Regions from separate parts of the Homo sapiens genome. Here all the other regions are linked to region 3. A link is an interaction called in ENCODE POLR2A ChIA-PET data of the cell type or tissue named here. Cell type or tissue: HCT116. All regions are shown on one strand. Links, peaks and the distances in the headings refer to the core of each region. The heading gives the core; the rest is flanking DNA. Region 1 overlaps NACC2 (NACC family member 2). Region 2 has its middle 13 kb from the start of LINC01451. Region 3 overlaps CCDC187 (coiled-coil domain containing 187).

What was found. ChIA-PET counts read pairs that join two places held together with the same protein. Peaks named below come from ENCODE experiments on the same cell type or tissue, not always from the same donor. Only the 100,000 strongest peaks of a DNase experiment are listed, where the experiment ranks them.
Region 1: POLR2A ChIA-PET joins it to region 3 with 13 read pairs; 2 of 35 experiments call an interaction of 5 or more read pairs at or near these places.
Region 2: POLR2A ChIA-PET joins it to region 3 with 10 read pairs; 2 of 35 experiments call an interaction of 5 or more read pairs at or near these places.

Annotation. Positions count from the first base shown.
Region 1 is chr9:136,046,164-136,055,731 of GRCh38, reverse strand. It overlaps NACC2 (NACC family member 2), which reads left to right. Exons shown (of 6, transcript NM_144653.5): 2 at 5,152-6,096. The coding sequence starts at 5,211. Among named protein-coding and RNA genes, the nearest start is that of NACC2, 44 kb to the left of the region's middle. RefSeq lists an enhancer at 4,011-4,587. In HCT116, for the core only: no CTCF peak of the experiment used is centred there; a DNase peak (open chromatin) is centred at 3,551; H3K4me3 peaks cover 2,718 bases; H3K27ac peaks cover 3,981 bases.
Region 2 is chr9:136,625,890-136,635,457 of GRCh38, reverse strand. No RefSeq gene overlaps it. Among named protein-coding and RNA genes, the nearest start is that of LINC01451, 13 kb to the right of the region's middle. RefSeq lists enhancers at 3,628-4,159, 4,160-4,691, 4,874-4,993, 5,224-5,755. In HCT116, for the core only: CTCF peaks have their summits at 3,862 (motif pointing right), 4,871 (motif pointing right) and 7,916; DNase peaks (open chromatin) are centred at 3,857 and 4,869.
Region 3 is chr9:136,262,974-136,272,541 of GRCh38, reverse strand. CCDC187 (coiled-coil domain containing 187) reads left to right here. Exons shown (of 26, transcript NM_001378188.1): 15 at 4,417-4,493; 16 at 5,031-5,158; 17 at 6,499-6,586; 18 at 8,744-8,920. Among named protein-coding and RNA genes, the nearest start is that of QSOX2, 22 kb to the right of the region's middle. RefSeq lists an enhancer at 4,836-4,905 and silencers at 4,706-5,081, 5,146-5,305. In HCT116, for the core only: no CTCF peak of the experiment used is centred there; a DNase peak (open chromatin) is centred at 5,111; H3K4me3 peaks cover 1,244 bases; H3K27ac peaks cover 616 bases.

The DNA.
Region 1 (9,568 bases), core at 337-8,336, 220 kb after region 3:
AATGGCTGTGCATTTGCTGAGGTCCAGAACCTCTTATTAGATTGGTGAAATTAAATCCTGCAAGATAATTTAATTTAATTTAATTTTTCTCGCCTCCCTTCCCCTTGCTGGTGGTGATCCTGCAGAAATTCAGTGCCGCATTCCTCTGGTTTGCTGTGCTGGGCTTAGAAAGTGCTTTACAATCTAGGGGTGGAGGGGGCAGGGTTTCTGGGGACTCTGGGCGAGGCCCTCAGACCATGGAGCTGCCTGGCTGGGCCCCAGGAAAAGGGCTCCTCCTGTTGGGCTGCCTGACTGGTCCCTGTCCCAGTCCTCTGGCCTGGGGGATGCTTTCAGGGGTCTTGTACCTGCCAGAGCCTCTGCTCCTGGGTACTTGATGCCAGGACCCAGGTGCCCTGGCCTGGCACCAACCTTGTAACCTGTGTCCTTGTGTGAATCCTGCCGGGACGACACTCAGGCAGGGGGGTCGTTCTGGAGACGCTGCCCCAACCCCTGTGTGCGCGTCTGGCTGCAGTTCCAGTGAGCCCCTGTCCTCCCCGCGGGCTCCTCTCACCCATCGGCAGGTTGCTGGGTATGGGGCTCATCATGGTGGGCAACCCCTAACCCCAGGGCAGGGCAGGCCTGGATCTCAGCCTTCCTCAAGTGAGGCTCTGCAGAGGAGAGACCCCCCACTCCGACACCACAGCCACCTGTATTTTCTTATTCCTGAGGGTGGCTTGTGGGCTCAGAGGAACCCAGCCTCCTCTGTGTGTCTGTGTGGGGTGGGGCACCGAAGGCTGGCACAGCTGCAGGGAGTGGACTCGGGCCTTGGGTCACCTGCAGAGGTTCTCCAAAGTGGGTTCTGTTCTGAAGGGCGTTTTGAGAGCAAGGGTCGTTGGTGCCACAACCCTGAGGATGGCTGGGGTAAACAAAGTTGGCGACCTCTGATTTTTTGCCTGGCTCTGCAGAACTTTCCATAAGTGAATGAGTGTGTTGAATCTCACCGAGAAGGGGAAACAATAGGAGGTGTTGCTTGGGAAGCAAAGTGGTGGGGAAACTGAGTCACTGGAGAATGTGCAGGGGAGGGTGGGGATGCCCTGATGTCTGAGAACCAGGCTTGGCCCCTGCCCTCCTGAGCAGACAGCTCTGCTCACGTCCCTGGGCCCACCTGGGCCCTCGGCCCCCTCCTCTCTGGGTGTAGCAGGAGGGTCAGCCCCCGTGTGTCTGCTTTCCTGGCCCTGGGGGCGTGAGCCAAGCCTTTATTTTATTCTTTTCTCCTAAAGTTCAGCTTTGTTCTTGAGCCTTCCAAGAAAGCAACCTAAAACCAGCTCCTGTCCGGCTCTCAGCAGGCTGGGGCGTGGGGCTGCAGCCTCACCGGTGCAGGTGGCCTGAGGACAAGCCAGCAAAAGCTCCAGTTGTCCTCGATCCCCAGGGACCACACGGCCCCATCACCTTCAAAGGGAATAATGGTCCCTTCTCTGGGAGAGCTGGTCTGTCCCCCAGCCCTGGGGCTCCAGCTCCTGAGGTGCGGACGCAGGCCGAACTGGGCTGGGCGTTAAGACGCCCACCTGGATGCCCAGCTGAGAGCTGCTCTCCTGCCCAGGTCACAGCAGGTTGCAGGCATCACCGGCTTTCTGTGTGTGAGGCTTCAGCCGCCGGCTTCACAAACATTGTTCCATTCACCCCCAGGAACCATCTGAGGGTAAATCATAACCCCAGTTCACAGCTCAGCGTCTGAGGCTGAGGTGTCCTTACAGGAAGTGGCTGGTGCCCACGGGACCTAGGATTTCAGCCTTGCCAACAGGCCAGGACCCTCTTGCTGCTGGAAGGGACAGGCTGAGAGCCTACATTGTCCCTTGCTGTCTGTGTCAGCCCTGGCTGCTGCCCTACCCAGCCCAGGTACTTGGGACCCCCAGGAACCGGTGCGCCGTGCTGGCCTCTGCCTGTCCCCTCTTTTGGTACAAAAGCCCCTGTATGACTCAGACATCCCTACCCCCCCGTCCTTGGGGCGAAGTTGCCCACAACAGAAGCCACGGGCTCTCTGGGAGGCTCCTGGTGGTGGGCGCAGTGGGTCTGTGAAGGGAGCTGTCTAGGGGCCTCTGCCCTCTGTGCTGTGTTGCACAGGCCCCTCTCTTGTACCCCCCTGCCCGGGTTGTGTCCAGCATTCAGCCCTTGCCGAGCTTATGAGGGCACTTGGCAGACTTCCTGGATGAGGCAGAAACTAAGTGGGGACCTGAGGGTGGAGGGTGTGGCGGGGAGGGTGACAGCTGGGCCCTGTGTCTCCTGGCCCGGTGGAGCCCAGCTCATCAGCATGGCCGAGTGGGGACGTTTCTGTAAACGCCCCCATCCCAGTCTCCTTGAGTTGTCACCAGCCCCTTGTAGGAGGCAGAAAACACTAGGCACGAAGCCACCTCCACGGGCCTTTGCCGGCAGCTTCCCCGCACCTGGATCTCTTCCCGTCCCCATTCAGTGGCTTTTTGTCTGGTCTGGAGAAGCTGAGCCCATGGTGTGTGACTAGGGAGGAGCCAGATGGCCCTCTCTCTGGTCTCCGGATGCCTCAGAGGGGCGCCGGGAGTGAGGGGCAGGGCTGTGTCGCCTTGCCTCCCACCAGGCCTGTTCGGGCCTCCTCCGCATCCTGCTGCCAGGGTTACCCCGAGGGTGGTGGAGGCAGCTGGCCAAGCAGGAGGGGGCTCACCTCAAGGCCTCGAGCCTGGACCCTGCCCCTTCTTTTGGGTGGAATGTGCTCTTCCTGGGGGTCACAGCCAGTGGCAGGGAAACTGAGGCTGGGCAGTCCAGAGGTCAGCCTCAGGGCCCCACGCAGAGAGGCTGGTATGAGCCCAGGATGAAGTACACATTCTCTGGAGGGGTCCCGGGGCCACCACAAGTCCTGCACAGCAGCAGCCCCTTCCCAGGAAAAGGCTCAATAACAGCCAGACGCTGCAGACCCCCTTGGGCAGGAGGTGCAGCCTGTGTGGCCGCAGCCAGGAGTGTGCGGGAGGAGCGAGGCGGCCGCTTTGCCCTCTGCTGGGACCTCTCAGGCGGGGCTGCCCCTTCCGGCTCCTGGTTGCCCGGCCACAAAGTCGCTCTTTTCTTAAAGTGCCAGGAGGGCGCTGGGAGTGGGATGGGGAGGGGTGCTGGGGCTGGACTCCCGGGCCTGCCGCCTGGGCAGAGGACACAGCTCTAAGGCCCCCAGGACCTGGGGTGCCGCCTCACCCACCCACTGCCTGCCGTTTCTGTGCCTCTCTTCACCCCCTGCTGTACCTCCCCTCCCCTTCCCTGGCTCCCCTAGCTGTCCTGACCCCCTCACCCCCTCCCCCTGGCGCCTCTGCCCATTCCCCACCCTCGCTGGAGGAGTTCAGCTCTGCCAGCTCTGCAGACTGTTTGGAATAGTTTAAATGCTTTGACACTGGGGCTGTCCTGGAAGGCCGGGAGGCAGTTTACTGGGTAATTCATATGCAAAACTGCACCATAAATTTCCAGGCTGTCTCAGTTGCCGTGGCACCGGGAAGCATTTCTCCACTACTGTACAGTATTTCTGCCATCTTTGTTTGCATTGCAGTGAGTCATCAAAAGTCTGTCTCGTACCAGCACCCGGGGCCGCGCATTCCTCTGGCACCAACACTCCACTGTTTTTAAAGCCGGGGCTGGGAGCTGGCATTTACTTCGGCTCCCAAATCAAAGGCGGCTATTCATTCCCGAGCCGCCGGAACGTTCGTCTGCATCCGGCCCCTTCATTGAGATGCGGTGCGCTGCCCGGGAGGGCCGGCCTGGGTGCAGCTGAGCTGCGGCCGCGAGCCCAGCGCCCAGGCGCTCTGCCCTCCTCCTCCTCCTCCTCCTCCACCATCTCCTCCTCCTCCTCCTCCTCCTCCTCCTCCTCCTTGCCGGCTCCCTGCGCCCTCCCCGCCCCAGGGCTCCCGCTCCGTTTGCTGCATTCGCGGAGCAGCTGGGCAGGCGGGCTGCGTGCGGGGAGCCTGTCCTGCCAGGCGGAGCGGGCAGTGCCGGCCGGCGGCCGCAGCGGCTGAAGGTAGGTCTTCCCGACCGGCCGGCAACTTCTCCGCAGCGGGGGCACTGCGGGCCGCCCCCGGCGCGCGTCCACCTGCCCAGCTCCCGGCGCGGTGGCTCCGCCCTCCTCCCGCCACCCGGCGCCTCTGCGGCCGCCCGCACTTTCCTCCCGTGGGACACAGCGGCCTTTGTGCGGCCCTGCGGAGTTGGGCTGGCGCCTTCTGGGCCGCCCCCGCCCCCTCCGGAGTCCGCACCAGATAAACAGCGGCGCCCTCCCCAGCTCCCAGCCCCGGGGTCCGGGCAGCCCGGCGAGGGCTGGGACCCCTGTAGTCACCTGGGTTGGGGCCGGGCCGTCGGGATTGGCCCGCGTGGGGAGCGAGGCGAGCGGGGTGGGGGGCGTCCGCGAGTGGGGCTGCGACAGGCTTCCCAACTCCTGCCCTGGCGGCGGCTTGGGAACCTGGGTCTGGTCCGAGCCAGGAGAGCACGGGAGAACGGAGCGGGCGCGCCCAGGGTGGTCTCTCTGCGCGAGGGAGGAGTGGACGCGGCTTCAGCGGACTTCCCGGCACCCCCAGCCATTCCCTACCTGCCCGGGAGGCTCAGGGGGACTAGGGGACGCTGGCCCGCCTTCCCCGCAGGGGCCCTCTGCGAGGCTGCTCGGAGGGAAGAGAGGGAAAGCAAACCGCAAACTGCACAGCTCCAGAGACCCCCCTCCCTCCCTCCTTCCCCGCTGCTCCAGCGCGGCCCCTCCCGGGAGCTCCTGTGCGGGCTGGAACTTTTTTGAGGGGAGGAGAGTGGCTGCAGGTTTGCCCAGAGGCTCCCCCGGCGGCCCCCACCTCCTGTCCCGGGGCAGGTTCAGGCCTGCGCTCCTCCTCGCCTGCTGAGACCGAGTCGCTAAGAGCAGCCCCCTGGGAGTGGCGTGGGCGCACTCCTGCCGGGCAGCACCCCGGGGATCTGCAGCAGTGCTGGCCGGGCCCTCTTGCCCGTCTGCCAGGGGGTCTGGGAGACCCCGTGTCCCTTCTCTGGAGTGTCCCAGCCAGGAGGGGCGGGGGAGGGCGCGTGCGGAAGGCTCGCTCTTTGTAAGCCCCCGGCGGGGGAGGAGGGGGTGGGAACGGCCCCTTGAGCGGGGAGCCCGTGACCTGGAGGAACTGACCACGTGCCTCCTGCCCCCCACAGATGAGCCCCGCTAGGGCCGCCCCGCGCTGAGAGCCCAGCCCCGCCGCTGCCCGCCCGCCATGTCTCAGATGCTGCACATCGAGATCCCCAACTTCGGGAACACAGTGCTGGGCTGCCTGAACGAGCAGCGCCTGCTGGGCCTCTACTGCGATGTGTCCATCGTGGTCAAGGGCCAGGCCTTCAAGGCCCACCGGGCGGTGCTGGCCGCCAGCAGCCTCTACTTCCGCGACCTGTTCAGCGGCAACAGCAAGAGCGCCTTCGAGCTGCCCGGCTCCGTGCCGCCCGCCTGCTTCCAGCAGATCCTGTCCTTCTGCTACACGGGCAGGCTCACCATGACGGCCAGCGAGCAGCTCGTGGTCATGTACACGGCCGGCTTCCTGCAGATCCAGCACATCGTGGAGCGCGGCACCGACCTCATGTTCAAGGTGAGCTCGCCCCACTGCGACTCGCAGACCGCTGTGATCGAGGACGCCGGCTCCGAGCCCCAGAGCCCCTGCAACCAGCTGCAGCCGGCCGCCGCCGCCGCGGCCCCCTACGTCGTGTCCCCCTCGGTGCCCATCCCGCTGCTGACCCGAGTAAAGCATGAAGCCATGGAGCTGCCGCCGGCCGGCCCAGGCCTGGCCCCCAAGCGCCCGCTGGAGACGGGGCCCCGGGACGGCGTGGCGGTGGCCGCGGGGGCTGCGGTGGCGGCGGGCACAGCCCCTCTCAAACTGCCCCGTGTCTCCTACTACGGGGTGCCCAGCCTGGCCACCCTCATCCCCGGCATCCAGCAGATGCCCTACCCCCAGGGGGAGCGGACCAGTCCAGGCGCCAGCAGCCTGCCCACCACCGACAGCCCCACCTCGTACCACAACGAGGAGGACGAGGAGGACGACGAGGCCTACGACACCATGGTGGAGGAGCAGTACGGCCAGATGTACATCAAGGCCTCCGGCAGCTATGCAGGTAACGCGGCGGGGTGGAGCCCCACACCACCTGGCTGGGAAGCGGGGCCTGCCTGGGACCCGGGTGGCTCAGGAGGCCACTGGGCCGGAGGCCTGCGGGGCCACAGGGGAGCCCCCCACCAAGCCTGGAGGAGGTGGCAGAGCTCTGTTCACCATGGGGTTCAGACTTGGTCCTGGATGAGACAAGAACTCCTAGGAGACTCTGCCAGCCTGTAGGAAGGGTCTTGTCTCCACTGGATAGATGAGGAAACGCAGGTGTCCCGTGGCCCAGGGACCTGCCCCAGGGTTCACGTTCCCCGTCTGTGAAGGGCCTGGCGCCACGCGGTGTACGGGAGGACCCGCCTACTTCCCCTTTAACCTCAGTCTGCGCCTCACCCGGCCAGGTCTAGAGAGTCCCCTGAACCCAGCCCCTTTGCCACCACCTCTCCAGGCCCCGCGCCAGGGATGGGCCAGGAAGCGCCCAGTGTGCTGAGCCGAGTGAGCAGTCGCTCCCCCTCCTCTCCGTTCCTTTCTTTCAAGGAGGGCTGCTCCCCGTCCTGGGCCCCACAAACCCAGGTTGCCCTAATTGGAGATTCCTGGTTACAGCCTCTGGAGACTGTTCAGGCTTTGCTGGGCAGAGTCCCACAGTTGGTGCCCAGGATCGGGTGTCCCTGCAACCTGACTGTGTGTCTGGGCTGGCCACCTGGCTGGTCTGCATGCAGGGCCTGTGTGCAGCGGCCTGGGCCTGGGTGCGGGTGCATAATGCCAGCCACGGGCAGGTGGTGGACCCCGAGGGGCAGTGTAGGGACTCTCTCCACCCCACCACGCATATCCCTGTGCCCTGATGGGACGCCCCCCTGCCCTTCCCCTCCTGCAGTGCTGGTTGGGGGCAGAGGGGGCCAGGACCACCCACCAGCTTGGACCCCTAGGCCAGCTGGGTCCCTGTGCAGCGTCTGTCACCACAGCCGGGACAGCAGGGTAACCACTGCTTTGGCCAACCTGGCTCCCTCTCCGCCTGCAGGAGAAGCCACTGCCTTGCCAGCAGGTGCTCTGGGCTCCGTGGTGTCTTCCTGAGAACTCCGCACTTGGTTTAAATGTATATTGCTGTGTTTGCATGAATCCCACAGAATGCCAGCTCACAGGCCACCTCGATCTGGGCTTCACAGCTTTTGTTTTCTTTTAGTGGTAGGGGGTAGGGCTTGATTTGTCCTGAGACTGGGAGCTTTGCTAGCTACGGAATTGGCCCTTCCTGAGGGCAGAGCACACCGGGCTCCGGCTCACCACAGAGGCCGTACAGGATGTCAGTGCTTGTGGACCCGGCTGGCTGAGGCCTCCGGGGAATCCGCCCCATGTGCGCTTTCCCTCTGCCCCTGCTGACAGCCACCCCAGGGAAGGCAGGGGACCAGCCAGAGGCTGCTGGGGAAGGCTCCCAAGGCCCACCCAGGGCCCCTGTTGGGAAGGAGCTCTGTCCATGGGCTCCAGTCCCAGGGCAGAACCCCAGACAGGCTGGGCACCCCTACAGTCCCTGAGGACATCCCCCATTGATGGCAGCCAGACAGTGCCCTGCCGACAATGGCAGCCAGACAGGGCCCTGCCGACGGGTTGCCGACGGGTCAGGGAGCTGCACCATGGAGATGGAAACAGACCCATCGTATCCAAACATCTTCCCAGGGTCCTCCCTGCACAGCCCCCTGCTGCTCCAATGTGACCTTGGGCCTTGGTGTGTTTGGGGTGATGGGAGCCAGGGCTGGGTGTCGGGTTTGCTGGGAGCACGGTGAAGCCTCGTGACTTGTCCCATGCATCTGCCCCTGGGTGCTGGGTCAGCCTTAAGCCCTCACATCGCCTGGACTTCGTGAGCTAGAAGCCCTCACGCCCACCTGCCTTGATGGGTTTTTGGGGAGTCAGCAGGACCGCAGCCAGGAAGCGGCTCTGTGGAGTCCCGGATGTGTGTTGGGTGGGGACGGGAGGCAGCTGCTCTGGTGAGTCCTTCCCTCCAACTCCCCCGTACTCAGACCACACGAGGTACAGTCCCATTGGGGCTGAGGGGTGGGGACACCCTCAAGGCCATGTTCCTGCAGGGCTTTGTCCAGGCCGCAGGTGCTGCGCGGCATTCTCTGCCTTTGCACGGGTGTCGCTGATGCCAGCGAGGTGGAAAGTGGGCGGCTGGGAGGCCAGGCCTGCTCCCGCCCACCTACCATACAGTTTGGCTCTGGATGCCACAGTCTGGGTTTCTTGTCATGGTTTTTCTGTTCGGCAAGCCCATAAGTGGGGCAGAGAAAGGGGGTGTGTGATTTCTTGGTTAAAATCTAGGTTACTGGCTGTGACGTTGCTGGCGTCGCTGGGTGTGCTGGGTTGGCGGTGCCATGGGGGGAGCAGGTAGAGGGAGGGGCCGTCGCCTGACCTGGAGCTGCCCCTGGGTGCTAGCTCCCCGTGCCCTCCGTGTCCCGGGCTCGTCCGGGGAACGTCCTCACACCCACGCAGGAGGCTGGCTGCTGCCCTCGCCAGGCCGTGCAGGAGTGGAGGCAGGTAGCTGTCTCTCTGGGCTGGTAGGACTAGCGTGTTCTAAGGTCCCTGCAGGCTGAGCTCCTCCTCCTCCCTGGCCTCAGTCTCCCTACCTGTTGAGTGAGAGGCGGGCCTGAGCGATTGCCGAGGGTCCCGGAGCTGCACCTTGGTGTGTGGTAATGCGTGTGCCTGTTCCACCCTCTCTCGCGTTAAGAACCATGGACAGTTTGTCCTGTAGGGCTGTTCTCCTGTTTTTGAAATAAGTCAAAATATTACAGATAAAGTTAATTGCCTTTTGTCCCCGGCACAGCCCCCGCCCCATGGTCTGTGTGGCCTCACGGCAAGGGTCTCCATGCGGTGTCTGTCTCGTGCCTCTCCTCCCTCCCTCCAGGTCCCGCGTCACCACCCGTCAGAAGGAGCCGCCACGTTTGATTTCTCCAGTGCCTTATCAAAGGACATTCAGGTTGTTTTCAGTTTGTTGCAGTCAGGAGCAAAGCTGCGAGAAGGCGCCATGCATGGGTGTGTGAGGTTGATGGGGCCGAGTTCAAGCCCCCCCACCCGCAGCGAGGCAGGCCCCGTCTCGGTCCCCATCAGGTGGACGCTGGCTCGGGACGCTCAGTGCTTCCCACCCACCAGCCCTCATCTCTGCAGCAGTCACTTCAGGGCGCCCTCCTGGGCCTTAAGCCATCACCCCTGCGGCAGGCAGGGACCTTCCTCCTGGCCCTGTGGCCGGCAGCCTCGGGAGACCCCGGAGCAAGATGAGCTGGGGGTGGGGTGCACCCAGGGGTGAAAGAAAAACATCGTATCCACCGGAAGGGAAACGCCCAGTGCAGTTCCCCTCTGGCTGATGGGGAAACCTCCCAGAGGGTGAGGCGCAGGCGTCCCTGCCTGGCGTTGTCAGGGGCCTTGCATCTGAGCTAGAGATTGCGAAATGCCTGCCTCCGCCTCCCCTGCACCCCCATCCCTTCCCGCCCCACCACGGGGGTGAGTCA
Region 2 (9,568 bases), core at 720-8,719, 360 kb before region 3:
AGGCTGAGGCAGGAGGATCACCGGAGGTCAGGAGTTCCAGACCAGCCTGACCGACACGGTGAAACCCCGTCTCTACTAAAAATACAAAAATTAGCCTGGTGTGGTGGCATGTGCCTGTAATTCCAGCTACTCGGGAGGCTGAGGCAGGAGAACCGCTTGAACCCGGGAGGCAGAGGCTGCAGTGAGCCGAGATCGCACCACTGCACTCCAGACTGGGCAACGAGAGCAAAACGGCATCTCAATAACCAATAAAACACCACCACCACCACCACCAAACCGTGACAAACAGAGCTGGGCGAGGTCCTGAAGAGATGTGTCATGCCTGTGCCTGAGGAAAAAGACTATGGGCACCACAGCCCTGCACGAAGGCCTTGAGACCCAAACAATGCTTCTCCAAGGACGTCTGCTCAGCCACCGCCTGTCCAACCTCTGACTGGCCTCACCCCAGCTGTTGGTATTTGTAGCCAAGGATAATTTTCAAAACAACATGATTCTCCCCATTTTCCCTTAGAAACCCTCCTCTTCCTTTCCCTACAGGAATATGCACGTAGTTTACAGAGGCCAAGCATTCCCTTTGCAGCTTGCTAGTCCCAAATAAACAGCTCTTCTTTTAGGGAGTCCCTCTCTGTCTGTTAGTTAGCTGGACATGGTAAATTATGCTGATTGACTTTAGAAAGCTGAATCCTGGCCGGGCACAGTGGCTCACGCCTGTAATCCCAGCACTTTGGGAGGCTGAGGTGGGTGGATCACGAGGTCAGGGGTTTGAGACCAGCTTGGCCAATATGGTGAAACCCTGTCTCTACTAAAAATACAAAAATTAGCCGAGCGTGGTGGCGCGCACCTGTGATCCCAGCTACTTGGCAGGCTGAGGCGGGAGAATCACTTGAACCTGGGAGGCGGAGGCTGCTGGGTTGCAGTGAGCCAGAATCGCACCACTGTACTCCAGCCTGGGTGACAGAGCAAGATTCCATCTCAAAAAAAAAAAAAAAAAAAAAGGGGCCAGGCACAGTGGCTCACACCTGTAATCTCAGCACTTTGGGAGGCCGAGGTAGGCGGACACAAAGTCAGGAGATTGAGACCATCCTGGCTAACACGGTGAAACCCTGTTTCTACTAAAAATACAAAAAAATTAGCCGGGTGTGGTGGTTGGTGCCTGTAGTCCCAGCTACTCAAGACGCTGAGGCAGGAGAATGGTGTGAACCCGGGAGGCGGAGCTTGCAGTGAGCCCAGATCCTGCCACCGCACTCCAGCCTGGGTGACAGAGCGAGAATCCATCTCAAAAAAAAAAAAAAAAAGGAAAAAGAAAGCTGGATCCCTTGCCTTCCTGGGATAAACTCCCCTTGGTGTTGATGTATTATCCTCTTTATATATTGCACAATTCGATTTACTTTGCATTTATTTCATTACAACTTTTGTGTCTATGTGTTTAAAAAAAATTATTCTATTTGCTTTTTTTTTTTTTTTTTTGAGACGAAGTCTCGCTTTATTGCCTGGGCTGTAGTGCAATGGCACGATCTCGGATCACTGCAACCTCCGCCTCCCAGGTTCAAGTGACTCTCTTGTCTCAGCCTCCCAAGTAGCTGGGATTACAGGTGCACCCCACCACCCGACTAATTTTTGTATTTTTAGTAGAGACGGGTTTTCACCATGCTGACCAAGATGGTCTCAAACTCCTGACCTCAAGAAATCCGCCCTCCTTGGCCTCCCAAAGTGCTGGGATCACGGGCGTGGGCCACCACGCCCGGCCTCTATTTGCTTTTCAGGCAAGTGTTCTAGAAACTATTTTGTGTCCATGTCTGTGAGGAAAGTTGGCCTGTAATTTCCTTTTCCCATGATATCTCTTCTGGTTTTGAGCTTGTGGTAATGGTGGCCTCGAAACTTGTATTTCTGGGAAGAGTCTGTGTAGAATGGATATTATTTGTTCCCTAAATGTTTGGTTGCATTCACCAGGGAAGACATCTGGGCCAGGAATTGTCTTTGTGGGAAGGTTTTAGTTGTATATGGAATTTCTTTACTAGATCTAGGGCCATTTTGGTGATGAAACTTCTTCTGCCAGATCCAACAATTAGTGTCTTTCAAGGAATTTTTCTATGTCATCTAAGTTGGGAAATTTGTGGTCATAAAGCTGTTAATAAACTTGAGACGTTCACTGTCTCGCTGTCTGTGGGAGGTGAGATGGCGCCTCCTCTCCTTCCTGACACTTTCACTCTGTCGGTGTCTGTGGGAGGTGAGACGACGCCTCCTCTCCTTCCTGACACGTTCACTCTCTCGCTGTCTGTGGGAGGTGAGATGGCGCCTTCTCTCGTTCCTAAACGTTCACTCTCTCGGTGTCTGTGGGAGGTGAGACAGCGCCTCCTCTCCTTCCTGACACGTTCACTCTGTCGGTGTCTGTGGGAGGTGAGATGGTGCCTCCTCTCCTTCCTGACACGTTCACTCTCTCGCTGTCTGTGGGAGGTGAGATGGCGCCTCCTGTCCTTCCTGACACGTTCACTCTCTCGGTGTCTGTGGGAGGTGAGACGACGCCTCCTCTCCTTCCTGACACGTTCACTTTCTCGCTGTCTGTGGGAGGTGAGATGGCGCCTTCTCTCGTTCCTAAACGTTCACTCTCTCGGTGTCTGTGGGAGTTGAGACGACACCTCCTCTCCTTCCTGACACGTTCACTCTCTCGGTGTCTGTGGGAGGTGAGATGGCGCCTCCTCTCCTTCCTGACACGTTCACTCTCTCGGTGTCTGTGGGAGGTGAGACGGCGCCTCCTCTCCTTCCTGACACTTTCACTCTGTCGGCGTCTGTGGGAGGTGAGACGGCGCCTCCTCTCCTTCCTGACACTTTCACTCTGTCGGCGTCTGTGGGAGGTGAGACGACACCTCCTCTCCTTCCTGACACGTTCACTCTCTCGCTGTCTGTGGGAGGTGAGATGGCGCCTTCTCTCGTTCCTAAACGTTCACTCTCTCGGTGTCTGTGGGAGGTGAGACGGCGCCTCCTCTCCTTCCTGACACGTTCACTCTGTCGGTGTCTGTGGGAGGTGAGATGGTGCCTCCTCTCCTTCCTGACACGTTCACTCTCTTGCTGTCTGTGGGAGGTGAGATGGCGCCTCCTCTCCTTCCTGACACGTTCACTCTGTCAGTGTCTGTGGGAGGTGAGACAACACCTCCTCTCCTTCCTGACACTCACTCTGTCGGTGTCTGTGGGAGGTGAGATGGCGCCTCCTCTCCTTCCTGACACGTTCACTCTCTTGCTGTCTGTGGGAGGTGAGACGGCGCCTCCTCTCCTTCCTGACACGTTCACTCTGTCAGTGTCTGTGGGAGGTGAGACAACACCTCCTCTCCTTCCTGACACTCACTCTCTCGGTGTCTGTGGGAGGTGAGATGGCGCCTCCTCTCCTTTCTGACAGTGCTGATTTGTGGTTTCTTCTTTTTGTTTCCTTTGATTCGTCCAGCTGGAAATCTGTGGGTTCTGTGGATCTTTCCGAATCACTCACTCTTGCTTTCCTTGATTTTCTCTGTTGTTTGTCCACTTTTTACTTCATTTCTGTCCACTCGTGTTTTCATTATTTCTTCTACCTTGTTTGTGCTTAATTTTCTTCCTTTAGTCCTTGATGGGGTCTGGAGCTCTGTCCTAAGGGGTCCTGGGTTCCCTGGAGGGGCAGGTTCGTTGGGGAACCCAGGGCTCTGAGTCCTGGCCCAGACTGTGATGGGGACTGAGGGGTGGAGCAAACCGGGGGCTTGGCGGCTTCTGCCCTTACCCAGGCCTCGGTGCTCCCTGGCCCCGGGTGGCTGTGTGCCTCCTCGGCCCCAGACATCCATGGTGGCCCTCCTGGGGATCCGGCAGCTGAGTGGGCTGGACATGGAGTTGTCAGCAGCCACAGGAGGGCAGCACAGCCCCAGGAACAGTCGTATGTGTGATAGAGTGTGTGAGAGCATGTATGTGTGTATGTGTGGGAGCATGCTTGTGTGGTGTGTGTGTGAGCATGGGTGCGTGTGTGCGTGTGTGAGCATGCGTGTGTGTGTGCGAGCATGGGTGTGTGTGTATGTGTGCGTGTGTGTGAGCATGTATGTGTGTGCATGTATGTGTGTGTGTGAGAGAGCATGTGTGCGTGTGTATGCGTGTGACCATGCCTGCGTGCGTATGTGTGTCAGCATGTGTGCAAGCATGGGTGCATATGTGTGCATGTGTGATCATGCATGCAGGTGTGTGTGTGATCATTTGTGCATGTGTATGTGTGAGCACGTGCGTGTGTTAGCACGTGTGTGAGCATGCGGGAGTCTGTGAGCATGCGTGCGTGTGTGTGTAAGCATGTGTGTATGTATGTGTGCGAGCATGTGTGTGAGCATGCATGCGTGTGTATATGTGTGAGCATGCATGCGTGTATGTATGTGAGCATGTGTGCATGTGTGCGTGTGCGAGCATGCGGTAGTCTGTGTGAGCATGCGTGTGTGTGTGCAGGCATGTATGTATGTGTGTGAGTATGGGTGCGTGTGTATGTGTGCACGTGTGAGCATGCATGTACGTGTATATGTGTGTGAGCATGCATGCGTATGTGTGTGTGAGCACGTGTGCTTGTGCGTGAGCATGCGGGCATCAGTTTGTGAGCATGCGTGCATGTGTATTAGTGAGCGTGGATGGGTGTGTGCAAGCATGGGCATCTGTGTGAGCATGTGTGCGTGTGTATGTACGTGTGTCTGCCAGTGTGTGCATGCACATGGAAGCATGTGTGTGTGTGTAAACCAAGTTTCTTCAAGGCATGCGTCTAACAGGGCTTCTCTGTTCCTCCCCATCTAGGGCCCCTCCCCTTCTCAGCCCCCTCCTCATCTGAGCACCCCAGGGCATTGAGGGCTACAGCCCTCCCACACGCAGCCTCCACTTGGCCCGGTGGGTGGCGCCAGGTGTCTGGGGAATGGTCGCAGGCCAGCGTGGGTGGGAGGAGACGCTTTGCTGGAAGACGCTGGAGGCCGATTCACCCCAACCAGTCCCTCTCCAGTCTCTCCTCTGCTCGGGGGTCTTTGACTCCTTCCCCCACTCCCAGAGCCCCTGGCTCAGCTCCAGGAGCTGGTGGGCAGGGGGCACTGCCCAGCCTCTGCCTTGGACAGCTGAACTCAGAAGAGTTGTGTTTTCATTTCCCCTTGGTCATTTGTGAAGCCCTGGCAGGTGCAGGCTGGGAGTGGCTGTGGCCGGCAGGTGGGGGTGCAGGGGTGAGGCAGCGAGTGGTCCTACAGATATGCGGGCAGACATGGGCACAGCGGGACCCAGCCCAGCCTGGGAGGAGTGGGGAAGGGGAGACAGGAGTCTGGGGTCTAGGGGGTGAGAGCTGCTGAGGGGCAGCCTGGGGCTGGGCAGGACAGGCCCATGGGAGCCAGGTTGGGGGTCCAGTGTGAGATTCCCAGCACCAGACCCCAGTCCAGGATGGGTCTTGGGCACCGCAGTAAGGAGACCAGTGGGGGCTGTGAGGAGGAGACGGTGCCTGAGGGAGTGGAGCTGGGGACAGGGTGGTGTCGTCGCCCCCCTCCCCTCCCCCCTGCAACAGGCAGGGCTGGGGCCTTCACTGTGACACGCCTCGGTTGGGCAGCTGGGGTGATGGTGACCCAGCTGTGGGGAGCAGCTTAGTTTGAGAGGTTATGGGGTGCAGAGAGGAACTGTGCAGGCTAAGAAGCATTTGTGCTGTGCCAGGGTGGGTGGGGTGAGGTGTGCCCAATGCCCCAGGTCCCCCGCCCAACAAATCAGAGTCGCAGCATATGGCTGGCAGGGCCTTTGTTTGCCAAGAAGGGAGAAGGGGCTGGGAAGCCCTGACCGGGCCCAGGCTCAGGGGCCTTGGGCAGCCACCAGGCCTGGGTGTCCTAGCTGGATAGCCCTCGGCTGGCCCAGAGTGATGGGTCCTGATGCCACCAGGAAACCAAAGTGCAGAGTGGTGGGCACAGGGCCCAGGCGAGGACCCCAGTCTCCAGGGACCCCCCAGCAAGACAGGCACAGGTGCAGCCGCCTCCACCCTGCCCAGCCCTCTCAAGCCTTGTTCAGTGGCCCCGTGGCTGTTCCCACGATCCATCCCGGGGCCCCACTCCCCAGCTGGACACAGGACAGAGGCGGGGGAATCCCGGACACACAGGTTGCTGGGGAGAGGAGCCGAGGGCCCCAGGGGCAAACCCAGGGCAGGGAGCCTGTGGAGTTCCCGCTTGCTCACCTGTGCCATCAGCTGCAGCTTCTTCCTCGAGGTGCACAGGGCGGTGTCCGAAGCCAGGATTCTGAGTGGCTCTCCCAGTGTTCACAGGACAGGCAGGTCCATGAGGCAGGGTTGCTACCACCAGGCCCGGGGGGCCTGCCCTGCGTCCTTGAGGGGCTGCTGGGGGCCAAGGAGGGTGGGCGGGCCATGCCCAGGCTGGGGGTCAAGGGCAGAGGCCGTGGGAACCTGCGCAGTGACAGGAAACGCTGGGGCCTGATTGATGGCAGCTTCCCTGAGGGAGCAAGAAGGCAGGGGGAGGCGCTCGCCCACAGGTAGGGGGACAGAGGGCCGGCTGGCAGCTGGCCCGGCGTCTGTCCCTGGGCAGGCAGACCCCAGGAGGAGTCCCGGGAGAGAGGGCTGAGCTCTAGCTGGAAGACACAGTGATTGTGGGGCCGGGGGGAGCTGCCTCACCCCATCGCCTTTCTGGAATACTGGGTGAAGACCCCTTGACCGAGATGACACTCCCCTTTCCGCCAGCACCACAATTTCTTCCTTTGGCTTTTAGGAACCTCTCTGGAGACCCTCTTATCCAACCCTCCCTTGTACAGGTGGGGAAACTGAGGCCTGGGGCTCGGGCCAGCCACTTGATCTCCCCGGCAGCCAGCTTGGGCCTCAGCACCCCTGCTCACTGAGTCCCCAGAAAGCTGGACCCAGGCCCCACCGTAGCCGACCCCAGCAGCAGTACTTTCCCCGGAGCCCCAGCCCCCACCTTCCACGCGCCCCGCCCGCAGCCCCCAACTTCCACGCGCCCCGCCCGCAGCCTCCAGGATGTTGCGGGATCTCGTCCAGCTGCTGCCACCTCCGGCCGCTGTGGCCACAGGCACGGCTGCTGGGACCAGCTGGCCTCCACAACCGTCTCTGCGACCCCCCTTTCTTCCTGCCTCTTCTCTCCCGGCCCGATGGCTCTGAGACGCTTTTCTAACCCCTCTCTCGGTCCCCATCTCTGAGCTCTGGCATCCCCTGCGGGCCGACTCCGGCTTTAGGCCCGAACACCAGCACCTGGGAGGCTTGCAGGGCCTCACAGAAATATTTTAATTTCTTTTAAAATCAGGAGAAAAAAACTGAACTTTTAGGGCCAAGAAAATGCTTTAATACATAATATGAATATATTTGTCTTTATGCCAGCACAGACATAAAATATGATGTTGTTTACTACTTTTATTTTTGTGGAGGGGTGCTCAGGAAGATGCCCCGGCCCCATCCATGTGGCGCCGCAGCCCTGGCCCGAGCTGGCCCACCCCCGAGATGGCCACTGTGTTATCACCGCCTTGGCCGGGCCCACCCTGCCTGGCCTTGCAGCCCTGGGGGTGGAGCGAGTCTGTGTCTGTGCCGGGCAGATACAGTGATGGCACCTGCCGGTCTGGTGGCCCCGTCGAGGCGCCTCAAGGGCACCAAGCCCACCCATCATCTCCCTGCCCCATTCTCCAGGTCCTTTGGGCCCAAAGCCTGTGGGGTGGCCCCGTGGCTCCATGAACCTGGGGATCTTCCAGCCAACATCCGTCTCCCGGGGGCAGGGAGGGCTCCCCACGCTGCTGGTGCCAGGAGAGCTTTGAAGCACCCCAGAGGCACTGTAAACCAGGTAATGAGGGTGATTAAATCTCATTCAACTCAGAAAGGAAAAGGATCTTCTTCGGGGTGCCAGGAGCCGGCACCAGCCTGTGTCCTCCACCAGGCGGGGATGACCGTGAGAAGCACGCTAGGACAGGCAGGGCCTCGGCTTGGAGGCTGTGGAGCAGTGCTGATGCCTGCATTGCAATGAGCTTTGCATCCATCTCTGCCACACCTCAGGACGTAGGAACCATGAGTACCCGTCTTTGCAGCTGGGGAAACAGGCTCCACAGTTCCGCGGCTGCACCAGGTCATGGAACCCTTCAGGTGCCGCCACCACCAGGCAATGCTGCCTTCTAGGGGCAGAGCACGGGGCTCCCTGGATGGGCTCAGACTCGGCACTGGGCCTGCCTCTCCCTGGGGCTTCACTACCCCAGCCCCAGCCAGTCCTGGCAGCAGCAGGGAGCTGGGAGCCAGCCTCCAGCCCCTCCCCGTGCTCCAGCTGGGCTTCCTGGGTCCCCCCTGCCCCCAGTCCAGGTGTGGGCTGGGATGGTGTGGGGGGCGGCGAGGTGGGCAGGGCAGGGGGCTGGACACCACTTCTCTGGGCTTTTCTTGAGAAAGGGCCCCTCCAGCCACGCCCTCCTGGGCCGCTATCAGAAGCCAAACACAGAGCCGGGGAGTGTCAATACCTCAGGCCTCCACCTGGCAGCTGGTGCCCGTGAGCCAGGGGCCAGGCGGGAACTCCGTAGACCCCTCTGAGCCCAGAGCTCTGTGCTATTTTTAACACCACTGGGAGAAGTCAGGCAAATAGTGTGGGCCCCTCCCCACAGCCCTGTGACCTCCACCCCTGTGTTTGCACTCTCACTGGGCAAACAGGCGGCGATAAGGCAGAGATTAGAGGATCGCTCAGCTCCCAATAAACAGCTTCTTCTCCCCCAGCATGGGATTCCCAGCACCAGACCCCAGGCTGGCAGCTGCAAGGGCTGAGAGTGCAGGTGCCCCCGCCCTGCCCCCACCCCTGCCCCCGCCCTGCCCCCACCCCTGCCCCCGCCCTGCCCCCACCCCTGCCCCGCCCTGCCCCGACCCCTGCCCCGACCCGTCGTGGCTCTGGCTTCCCGGTCCGAGGCATCTCCGGCACCCCGGGGCACACCACCAACCCAGGAGCCCCTGCCACCCCCGCAGTCCCACCCTGCAGGTGGGCATCTGCCGGACGGGGTTGGGGTTTGTCTCCAGCAAGGGCCAACCAGGTTGGGTTTGGATGGACATGGTTGGAGCTCGGCCACCATGCACCTGCTGTCTGCTTTGCCGTTGCTGCCCCGTCCAGCCTGGCTCTCCACCTTTTGGTGCTGGCTAGGAAGAGTTGAGGTGGTGGAGGGGACGTGCTGACACACAGCAGGCACTTGGCAAGCCGGCGACCTGGCCTCCCAGCCCCACACTGGCCTGCCTGGCTCCCTCAGCTGCCCTCCGGCCTGCGCCTGGCCTCCCTCCTGCACCCGCTCCAGCTGGCCCGAGTTCCCTTGAAAGTGCAGGGCCAGGAGGGGACATGGCAGCCAGGGAGGCATGATGGGGCCCAGCAGAGTCGACAGTCACTTCCAGAGTGGCGGGAGGCGCTCGCCCTCGGCAAATGCCACTCGGGATGGACTCAGTCTGGGGTTTGGGCAGAGTTTGAGTTGGAGATCCGCAGAGCTGAGGCTAAGGTTGGTTTGGAGCCAGGGTCAGTCTGTGCCTGGGATCAGAAGCCAGGCTCTGATTGAGGTCAGAGGTCACCCCGTGGCTGGGATGGGAACTCATTCTGTGCCTGGGTCAGGG
Region 3 (9,568 bases), core at 335-8,334:
TAGTAGAGACGGGGTTTCACCATGTTGGCCAGGCTGGTCTCGAAGTCCTGACCTCAGGTGATCCACCTGCCTCGATCTCCCAAAGTGCTGGGATTACAGGCGTGAGCCACCACGCCCGGCCATTTTTGTATTTTTTGTAGAGATGGGGTTTTGCCATGTTGCCCAGGCTTATTTTAAATGTTTTATAAACTCTGCGATACATTGTTATCATTTTGTTTAAACAGCCAATTATCTTGTTAAAAGTTTTAAATAATATATGTGTTTATATTTACATCTGCACATAGTCGTCATTTTACCATTTCTGGTGCTCTCCATTGCTTCCGGTAGATGTAGATTTCTAACCCGCATCCTTTTCCTTCTGCTGGAAGGATTTCCCTTAGCATTTCTGGTGGTGCGTGTCTGCTGGTGTCTTTAGCTTTTGGATGTCTAAGGACACCTTCATCTCATCTCTGTTTTTGACGTACTCTTTCCTGGACATAGAATTCTAGGTGCAGTTTTTCCCTTTCAGTACTTTGAAGACATTGCTCCATTGTCTTCTTGCTTGCATTATTTGTGACAAGAAATTGATTGCCATTCTTCTTGGTTCGTCAGTACATCACCGTGTCTTTGTTTCTCTGGCTGCTTTTGACTTTCTCAGCCAGGCGTGGTGGCTCACACCTGGAATCCCAGCACTGTGGGAGGCCCAGGCAGGTGGATCACGAGGTCAGGAGATCAAGACCATCCTGGCTAACATGGTGAAACCCCATCTCTACTAAAAATACAAAAAATTAGCCAGATGCGGTGGCGGGTGCCTGTAGTCCCAGCTACTCGGGAGGCTGAGGCAGGAGAATGGCGTGAACCCAGGAGGCGGAGCTTGCAGTGAGCCGAGATCGCGCCACCGCACTCCAGCCTGGCTGACAGAGTGAGACTCCGTCTCAAAAAAAAAAAAAAAAAAAGACTTTCTCTTTGTTACTGGTTTTGAGCAATTTTATTATGATGTCCTTTGTTATTGTTATTCTTCATTTTTTAATTTTTATTTTTTGAGACAGAGTCTCGCTCTGTTGCCCAAGCTGGAGTGCAATGGCACAATCTCGGCTCACTGCAACCTCTGCGTCTCAGGTTCAAGCGATTCTCCTGCCTCAGCCTCCCAAGTAGCTGGGATTACAGGCACCCACCACCACACCCGGCTAATTTTTGTATTTTTGTAGAGACAGGATTTCACCATGTTGGCCAGGCTGGTCTTGAACTCCTGACCTGAGGTGATTTGCCCACTTCAGCCTCCCAAAGTGCTGGGATTATAGGCAGGAGCCACCACGCCCAGACCATATTTCTTGTCCTCTGGGTTTGTTGAGATTCTTCGACCTGTGGATTTTTCATTTTCTTCAAATTTGGAAATAGTTCAGCCACTATTTGTTCAAATATCTTTTTGCTCCTCTTTCTCTCACCTCTCCTTCAGGGACTCCAATTATGTGGGCAGAAGATTACCCAGGTGCCGAGGCAAGAGACTGAAGGCACAAACTGTTTCAGTATAATAAAGAAAATAGTTAGAACAAGAATAGTTATATTACAAATTAGATATAGAGATGATCATGGACAATTATCAATCATTAGGATAAACATTATTAATCATTTAGCTTTTAATATTACTCTTTGTTGCATTACAAATATAACCTAGGGATAACCGGTGGGTATAGCATCAGGTCTGAAGGGACATTGTGAGAAGTGACCTGGAAGGTAAGAGGTGAGGCCTCTGTCACACCCGCATAAGGGCCGCTTGAGGGCTCCTTGGTCAAGCGGTAATGCCAGTGTCTGGGAAGGCACCCGTTACTTAGCTGACCATGAAAGGGAGTCTCCTTTCCTTGGAGGAGTCAGGGAACGCTCTGCTCCACCAGCTTCTTGTGGGAGGTTAGATATTATCCAGGCTTGCCCCCAGTCATCCGGAGGCCTAAACCCCTCCCTGTGGTGCTTCAGTGGTCACCCTCCTTGTCTACTTTCATGTTCCTCCCATACTCCTGGTTCCTCTTTAAAGTTCGTAGTAGATAGCAGAAGAAGAAATAGTGGAAGTCTTAAAGTCTCTGATCTTTCTTATAGTACACAGAAGAAAACGCTGATGTATGCTGCCTTCCCTCTCTGCTTCGGCTACCTAAAAGGGAAGGGCCCCCTGTCCTATGATCACGTGACTTGCTTGACCTTTTTAATCACTTGGACGACTCAGTGATTAAGACTCCTTACCCTGCCCCGTTGTCTTGTATACAATAAATATGAGCGTGCCCAGCCATTGGGGGCCACTACCTGTCTCCGCTTCTTGATGGTAGTGGTCCCCCGGGCCCAGCTGTTTTCTCTTTCTCTCTTTGCCTTGTGTCTTTATTTCTTACGATCTCTCATCTCCGCACATGGGGAGAACACCTGCTAAGCCCCGTAGGGCTGGAGCTTACACAATTACGCATACATTAGGCCACTTGAAGTTGTGAGCTTACTGAAGCTCTTTGTATTCTTTTATTCTTTTTTCTTCTCTGTTTCCTTTTGGATAGTTTCTATTGCTATATCTTCCAGTTCGTTCATCTCTCCTTCTGCAGTGTCTAGTCTGCCCTTCATCCCATCCAGTGTGTTTTTCATCTCAAGTGATTTAATTTTCATCAGTTTACACATTCCATTTGGATCTTTTCGTTTTATATCCTCTGTGGCTCTACTTAACATCTTAACATATGCGATAGAGTTACGAAACTTCTAATGTCCTTCTCTGCCAATTCTCACACCCACGTCAAGCCTGGGATACTGTTAATAAATTATCCTGCTCATTACTGGTTGTGTTTTTCTGGTTTCTTTGCATATCTTCTGGGCCCTGTGAATTTTACCTTGCTGAGTGCTAGATATTTTTGTATTCTTGTAAACATTCCTTTTTTTTAATTTTTCCTTTTGAGACAGTCTCACTCTGTTGCCAGGCTGGAGTGCAGTGGCGCAATCTCAGCTCACTGCAACCTCTACCACCCAGGTTCAAGCAATTCCCCTGCCTCAGCCTCCCGAGTACCTGGGACTACAGGCGCCCACCACCACGCCCAGCTAATTTTTTGTATTTTAGTAGAGACGGGGTTTCACCATGTTAGCCAGGATGGTCTCCATCTCCTGACCTCGTGATCCACCCACCTTGGCCTCCCAAAGTGCTGGGATTACAGGCGTGAGCCACCGCACTGGCCCCTATAAACATTCTTAAGCTTTCTTCGGGACTGCAGTTATTTAGAAGTAATTTGGTCCTTTCAGACTTTTCATTAATAGTGTGTTAGGTCGATCTGGATCAGTGCTCAGCCTGGGGCTAATCATTTCCGACAGTCAAGGCAAGAACGTTCTGTGTACACTGCCTGCCCAGTGACCTGGGAGTCCTAAGGTCCTCCAGCCTGACTACTGGAAACAGGCGTCATTACCAGGCTTCCAGTCCCCCGGAACGCTTCTGTCCCAGCATCTGGTAGCTTCTTGACACGCATTCATCCATCAGTTCTCTACTGAATACTCCAGAGGGACACTTGATACATCTCAGAGGTCCTCTCTCTGTGCGACTCTCTCCTCTCTGACACTCTGCCCCCACAAACTCCAGCTGCCTTGGTCCTCCCAGACTCTCTGCTGTCTCCTCTACCCAGGGAGTCCTCCAGCTCAGCCAGCTTCCCCTCCCTCACCATAGCCTGGCAACTCTCTGAGGCAGTAAGCCGTGAGCATCGCAAGTCTCCTCCCCTCCTTTGTTTTCTGTCTCTCAGGGATCACTGTGCTATGTTGCCTCAAGTCCAGTGCCTGGAAAACTGTTATTTCATATGTGTGTGTGAAAAAATATATATATATGTATACACACACATATCTCTATATAAACACACATGTGTGTGTGTATTTACGTGATTTTTTCAGTTGTTGCAGATGGGATGGCAAAGCCAAAATCCAGTCCCTTTTGCTCTGTCTTTGGTGGGAGGGAACGTCCTTAAGGATCGCTTGAAGTACAGGCTCCTTTTTCCATCACTCAGAACAGAAGCATGGCCAGCAGAGGTCGGCAGCAGGTCAGCTACTTCAGCTGGGGATCTGGGATCTGCTGTCACCTGCCAGCTCCTTGGTGCTAGACCCCGACAGCCCTTCTCCCTCTCTGGGCCTCACTCTCCCCTCCTTTAGAAGCCTGTAGACGCAGAGCAGCTGGGCTGTCTCCCTGAGCTTCCTCTACTTTTGGTCTGGTCTTTCCCATGATCAGTAGGGTCACAAACCACAACTTCACATCAAGAGACTGCCTGTCCCTTCCCGCGTGGTCTTGTGGATTCTGCGTGAAGCCCTGTGTGTCCGGGATGGGATGGGGACACTAAACTGCCCTAGACCTCCTACTTTTATGAGGCCCTCCGGTAGAAATGGCCCCTGACACGGGGCACTCAGACCCCCTACATGACCCAACCATGGCGCTTCCTTCCTCAGAGGTGGAGGGCCCTGACGGAGCCCTCTCCCAGCTTCCCCTGGCCAAGTTCTTCCCTCCGGACAACCCCACCCACCAGGTACGTGGAGAGGTCCCCTGGGGGAGAGGCACAATTTCAGGACCCAGCACGGCCCTGGTAGTGGGCCCCGGACCCAACTGTCCTTCCACTAAGAAGGGCCAAGGCAGGTCCTGGGTTGGGAGGTTCTTCCGGCGATCGCGTCACCCGCTCTTCCAGCTGACAGCTACCCAAGCCCGTTCCTCCCGCCCTGGGTGACAGAGGGGGGCAGGCATTTCAACATGGTGCTTTGGGCAGGGTTAGCCCCCGCCCAGGTTGTATATTTTAGGGCAGGTGGCCTGGGCTTCCTGGATCAGGGCTGGTGGTGAGGCCGAGATGCTAAAGATCCTGCCTGCCCCGCCAGCTCACAGTCGGGGAAGCGAGGGCGGCATAGGGGGATGGGAGGGGCGGGCAGTCCGAGAGGGCTTCTCGGAGGCGGTGGCCTGTGCTGGGAGCGGTCTAGAAGCTAGGCGGTGACGCGGCCCACCCTACTGGAGCCCCGCGAGGCCCGGAAGCACCGAACCCAGAGCTTTAGGGGCCTTGGGCCGCTTCAAGCTGCAGATGCTGGAGCGGAGCCTGCGGGAGGAGGAGCTGCGAGCACAGCACCAGGCCGCGCTGCTGCGCCTGCGAGAGATGGCGCTCCAGGAGAAAACGCTCGCGGAGCTGGCCTGGCTGGAGCATCGACGAGGGTGAGCGCATGCGCCTGGCGCCGGCCCCGCCCCGCCGTAGCCCCGCCCTGCTGTAGCCCCGCCCTGCTGTAGCCCCGCCCCCTCCCTGCCCCGTCCGGGTCCCGCCCGTGGCCCCGACAGCGTTTTGAGAAACAAGAGGTACTGGTCCAAACAGTAATAGGTGTTTGCTGAAACTTACATAAGGCAGTAAAGTACTCAATACACAAATAAAAAAATACCCCCATCGTTCCAAAGGTGACCTCTGAGATCATCTTTGTGCATACTTTGTTTTTTTGTTTTGTTTTGTTTTGTTTTGAGACAGAGTTTCGCTCTTGTTGCTCAGGCTGGAGTGTAGAGGCGCGTGGCGCGATCTAGGCTCACTGCAACCTCCGCCTCCCAGGTTCAAGGGATTCTCCTGCCTCAGTCTCCCGAGTAGCTGGGACTACAGGTGTGCGCCACCACGCCCAGCTAATTTTGTATTTTTAGTAGAGATGGGGTTTCTCCATGTTGGTCAGGCTGGTCTCGAACTCCCTACCTCAGTTGATCCGCCAGCCACGGCCTCTCAAAGTGCTGGGATTACAGGCGAGAGCCACCACGCCCAGTGCGGATACTCTGTTTTGGGGAGAAACACACATGGCTATTTCAACTTGCAAATGGGCAGTACGTGCTGTTTTGTAACTTGCGTTTTCAATTTATATGTCAGGAAAACCTTTCTGTGTAGCTACATAACCGCTATAACACACAGGGCGCACCGGCGTAGAGACAGGGCTGTAACTCCCTTCGCTTGTCCCGGATCTCCGGGCCTCTAGGTTGTCTCCAACGTTTTGCCATTATTAATGAAGATAGAGAGATCATTTCCTTAAGGTAAAACCTTAGAAATGGAATGACCGGGTCAGTGAGAATGCATCTGGAAGCCGCTTGATACTGCCACATTGGTCTCCAGAAAGGTGATTCCAGTTAACATCCTCACCCGGTGTCTGAGCGGGCCAGACTGAGGGTGTTTATTCCATGATGGGTGGGGGGTGGATGTGGGTGACCCCCACCTCCCTCCCCAGAGGACCCACTGGCCTGGGCTGGGCCTTCAGGGTGGCAGGGGCGGCTCTCGGCTAGCCTTTGTCTCTTTAGACCCAAAAGTCCAAAAGTGGCTGTGAGGGGTGGAAGAGTGACAGCCCGGGTTGGGCCATCTGGCCACCCCAAGGCTTCCAAGCCTGTCCACGCATGGCTGCGTCCTCCCTGGTGCCTGCACCTTGGGAGGGCATTCCAGGTTGATGTGGCCGACCAGGGCTGGCTGTGTCTGTGACTTTCTATATCCACTTGCACGGGCTGTCAACATTGGCAGTGATGTTGCCACCTCCCCCCAGGTGCCTGGACAGCAAGAGGGACAGAGCTGTGCTGGCCGCGCTGGTTGAGAAGCAGCAGCAAGCCCTCAGCAGATTGGAGAAGGAGCAGGTGGGGCCAGCACAGGCCTGGTGGGTCAGGGTGGGCGGCTCACAGAGGCAGTCGTGTCATCTTCTTGCCTGGAATCTGAACATTCCCCAGCAACAGAGCTAAAGAATTCCCAAGCCCTTGCCACCCTCCAGGGCCATACAGGACCCCGAAGTATAGAAGGAGTGTCCACGGCCCAAGAGGGCATCACGGCCAGGGTGGAGCGTGGTCCTGTACACAAGGAGTGTCTGCGGCCTTCTGGGGGCCTCGTGGCCAGAGTGGAGGGTGGCCCTGTGGCCCTGGCTCCAGACCAGGCTCAGCCTTTTGCTGGATGTCACCTTGAGCAAGTGGCTTTGTCTCTTGGAGCCTCAGTTTCCTCCTTGGAACCAGAGAATAATTGTGGTCTCTGTAAAGCAGGGGGTTGGGAGAGTTTAGTGCAGCCAGCACTTACCCGGGTGGACGTGTGCCATGTACGCCCTCAGAGGACTTTCCCAGCTGCTCCGAGCCCAGTTCCCTCATCTGAAAAATGGGGAGAAGCCTGATGTGCACATGCATGGGGGCTGGGAGGGTGGTGCAGGTGAATCCCTAGCCGCGCCTGGCAGGGAGGGGTCTCCATCCGTGGCTGCACCTGCCTTCCTGCCATCGTTGTCACCAGGGACTGGAGGAAGCAGACCCCCAGGGAAAGTCGGTGCTGGGGGCACATGTGGAGGGGGGAAAAGCTGCCAGAGTCAGGGCTTTGCCTGCGGCAGAGAGCAAGGCTGAGGGGCAAGCCTGAGAGCCAGGACGAGGACCCTTGCCGGCCCCTGCCCAGGTCACAGGCTCAAGGGCTCCTCACAGGTCGCGGCCGCTGTGCCTGCATCCTCACTTCAGTGCCCCCATGCTGTGGGGCAGAGGCTGGCGCTAACACCCTTGGTACAGATAAAAGAACCTGGCTGGGTGAGGCAGTTCATCCGTAATTCCAGCACTTTGGGAGGCCAAGGTGGGAGGATCGCTTGAGCCCAGGAATGTGAGACAGGCCTGGGCAACATAGCAAGACCCCGTCTCTACAAAAAATAAATCTGCCACTATAGGTGGCCAATGCCTATAGTCCCAGCTATTTGGTGGACTGAGATGGGAGGATTGCTTGAGCTTGGGAGGTCAAGGCTGCAGTGAGCTGAGCTTGCACCACTGCACTCCAGCCTGGGCAACAGAGTGAGACCTTGTTTCAAAAAAAAAAAAGGTGAGCTGGGGTGGGGGACTACTTTGCCCACGACCCTCTGCTGGGAAATGGGGTCAGTGCAGGACCTTATGTTGACTGGAAAGCCCCGGGATCCCCATCCCTGCCCTGGATGCCCTGTACATACTACGACCTGGGGTGTCAGGCATGGGGCATTACAGGCAAGGGAGCTGGGGGCGGAGACCCAGGCCACAGACCCATGCACAGGTCCTCTCAGATACGGAGAAACAGGAAAAGGCAGGCACCACAGAGAACAACGTGAGCCGGGGAAACAAAAGGGGCTTAGAAGGGGTCTGCATGTCACATGGCAACGACGGGGCCTGGCAGAACAGGCGCTGCCCAGGGATCCCAGGCGGGAGGAGCTGGAGCTGGCCGGGGCCAGGGACTCCCAGCCACAGCCAGGCTGCGTGTCGCAGATAGAGATGCCGTGGTGGAGGTGGGGTCTGGGACTCCCCAGTGGGGCCATGGACCAGACACCCGCTTGGCAGAGCCTCGCTTTCCCGTCTCACCAGTGAAGCTGCTGTCTCCCAGGGCGAGTGTGCAACGGCCCGGCCCGGCCCTGGGCTCTGTGCAAGGTTGTTCCGAGGGTGCGTCCACCAGGGACGCTGTGGGGAACAGAAAGAACAGTTGTAAAGGAGTGACGGGGTGGGGGCAGTGCCTGGAGCCTGCAGAGAGGGAGGGCGAGGCCCAGCCAGCCTGTGCCAGCCCTGCGTGGGCCCTGGGGAAAGAGTACCTGCCTCCCTCCTGCCGCCCGCAGCTGCCTCCTCCACCAAGCCCAGGGAAGCCCAAGGCCATGGGGGTATCCTAGGCCCGGCAGGAGGGGCGGGCAAAGGCCAATTGGAGGGAAAGGGAGGCCTCCCAGTGTGAGGGCCAGGGCATCCCCCCAGACACCCCTTCCCTTTTGTTGGCCTTTTCCCCTGCTGGCTCCGGGGTTATGCTGACATCTGCTTATTTTGCCTGCTCAGAGGGAAATCCAATACCTGAGACACACGCAGCTGTTCAGGCACCGGGACAGGAAGCTGCTTCTGCAGCATCAGAGGGACGTCGTCTCCATGCCGGGGCCTGTGGACATCCTCCCCATCCCGGGGCCCACGGACGTCGTCCCAGCGCACGAGCTGCAGGCCCAGGCCAAGCTGCAGCAGGTGGGTGCTCTCGCCTGGGCTGGGACTCAGCTGCAGAAATGCTGTCCCCTTCCCATGATCGTGCAAGTCCCTTGTAAAAATGCCTGTGGGCCGGGCGCGGTGTCTCACGCCTGTAATCCCAGCACTTTGGGAGGCCGAGGCGGGTGGATCACGAGGTCAGGAGATGGAGACCATCCTGGCTAACACAGTGAAACCCCGTCTCTACTAAAAATACAAAAAATTATCCAGGCAAGGTGGTGGGTGCCTGTGGTCCCAGCTACTCGGGAGGCTGAGGCAGGAGAATGGCATGAACCCCGGGGGGCGGAGTCTGCAGTGAGCCGAGATATGCCACTGCACTCCACCCTGGGCGACAGGGAGACTTCGTCTCAAAAAAAAAAAAAAAAAAAGCCTGTGGCCCCAGGCAGACTTGCTGGGGGGTGGGGTGGGGCAGATGGAGGGAGGGAGGGGACACTGCTGGGGGGCTGAGGAGGCTTCCTGGATGGGGTGGTCCTGGCCAGGCCCTAGAGCAGAGCCAGACTTCAGGTGGGGGCAGCGGTGGATTGGGTGGGGAGGATAAGCAGGACTGGGGATCTCATGGGACCCAGGCAGGAAGGAGAGTGTGGCTGGGAGCTCCTCAGGGAGGCCAGCCCCTCAGGGACCCCAAGCAGC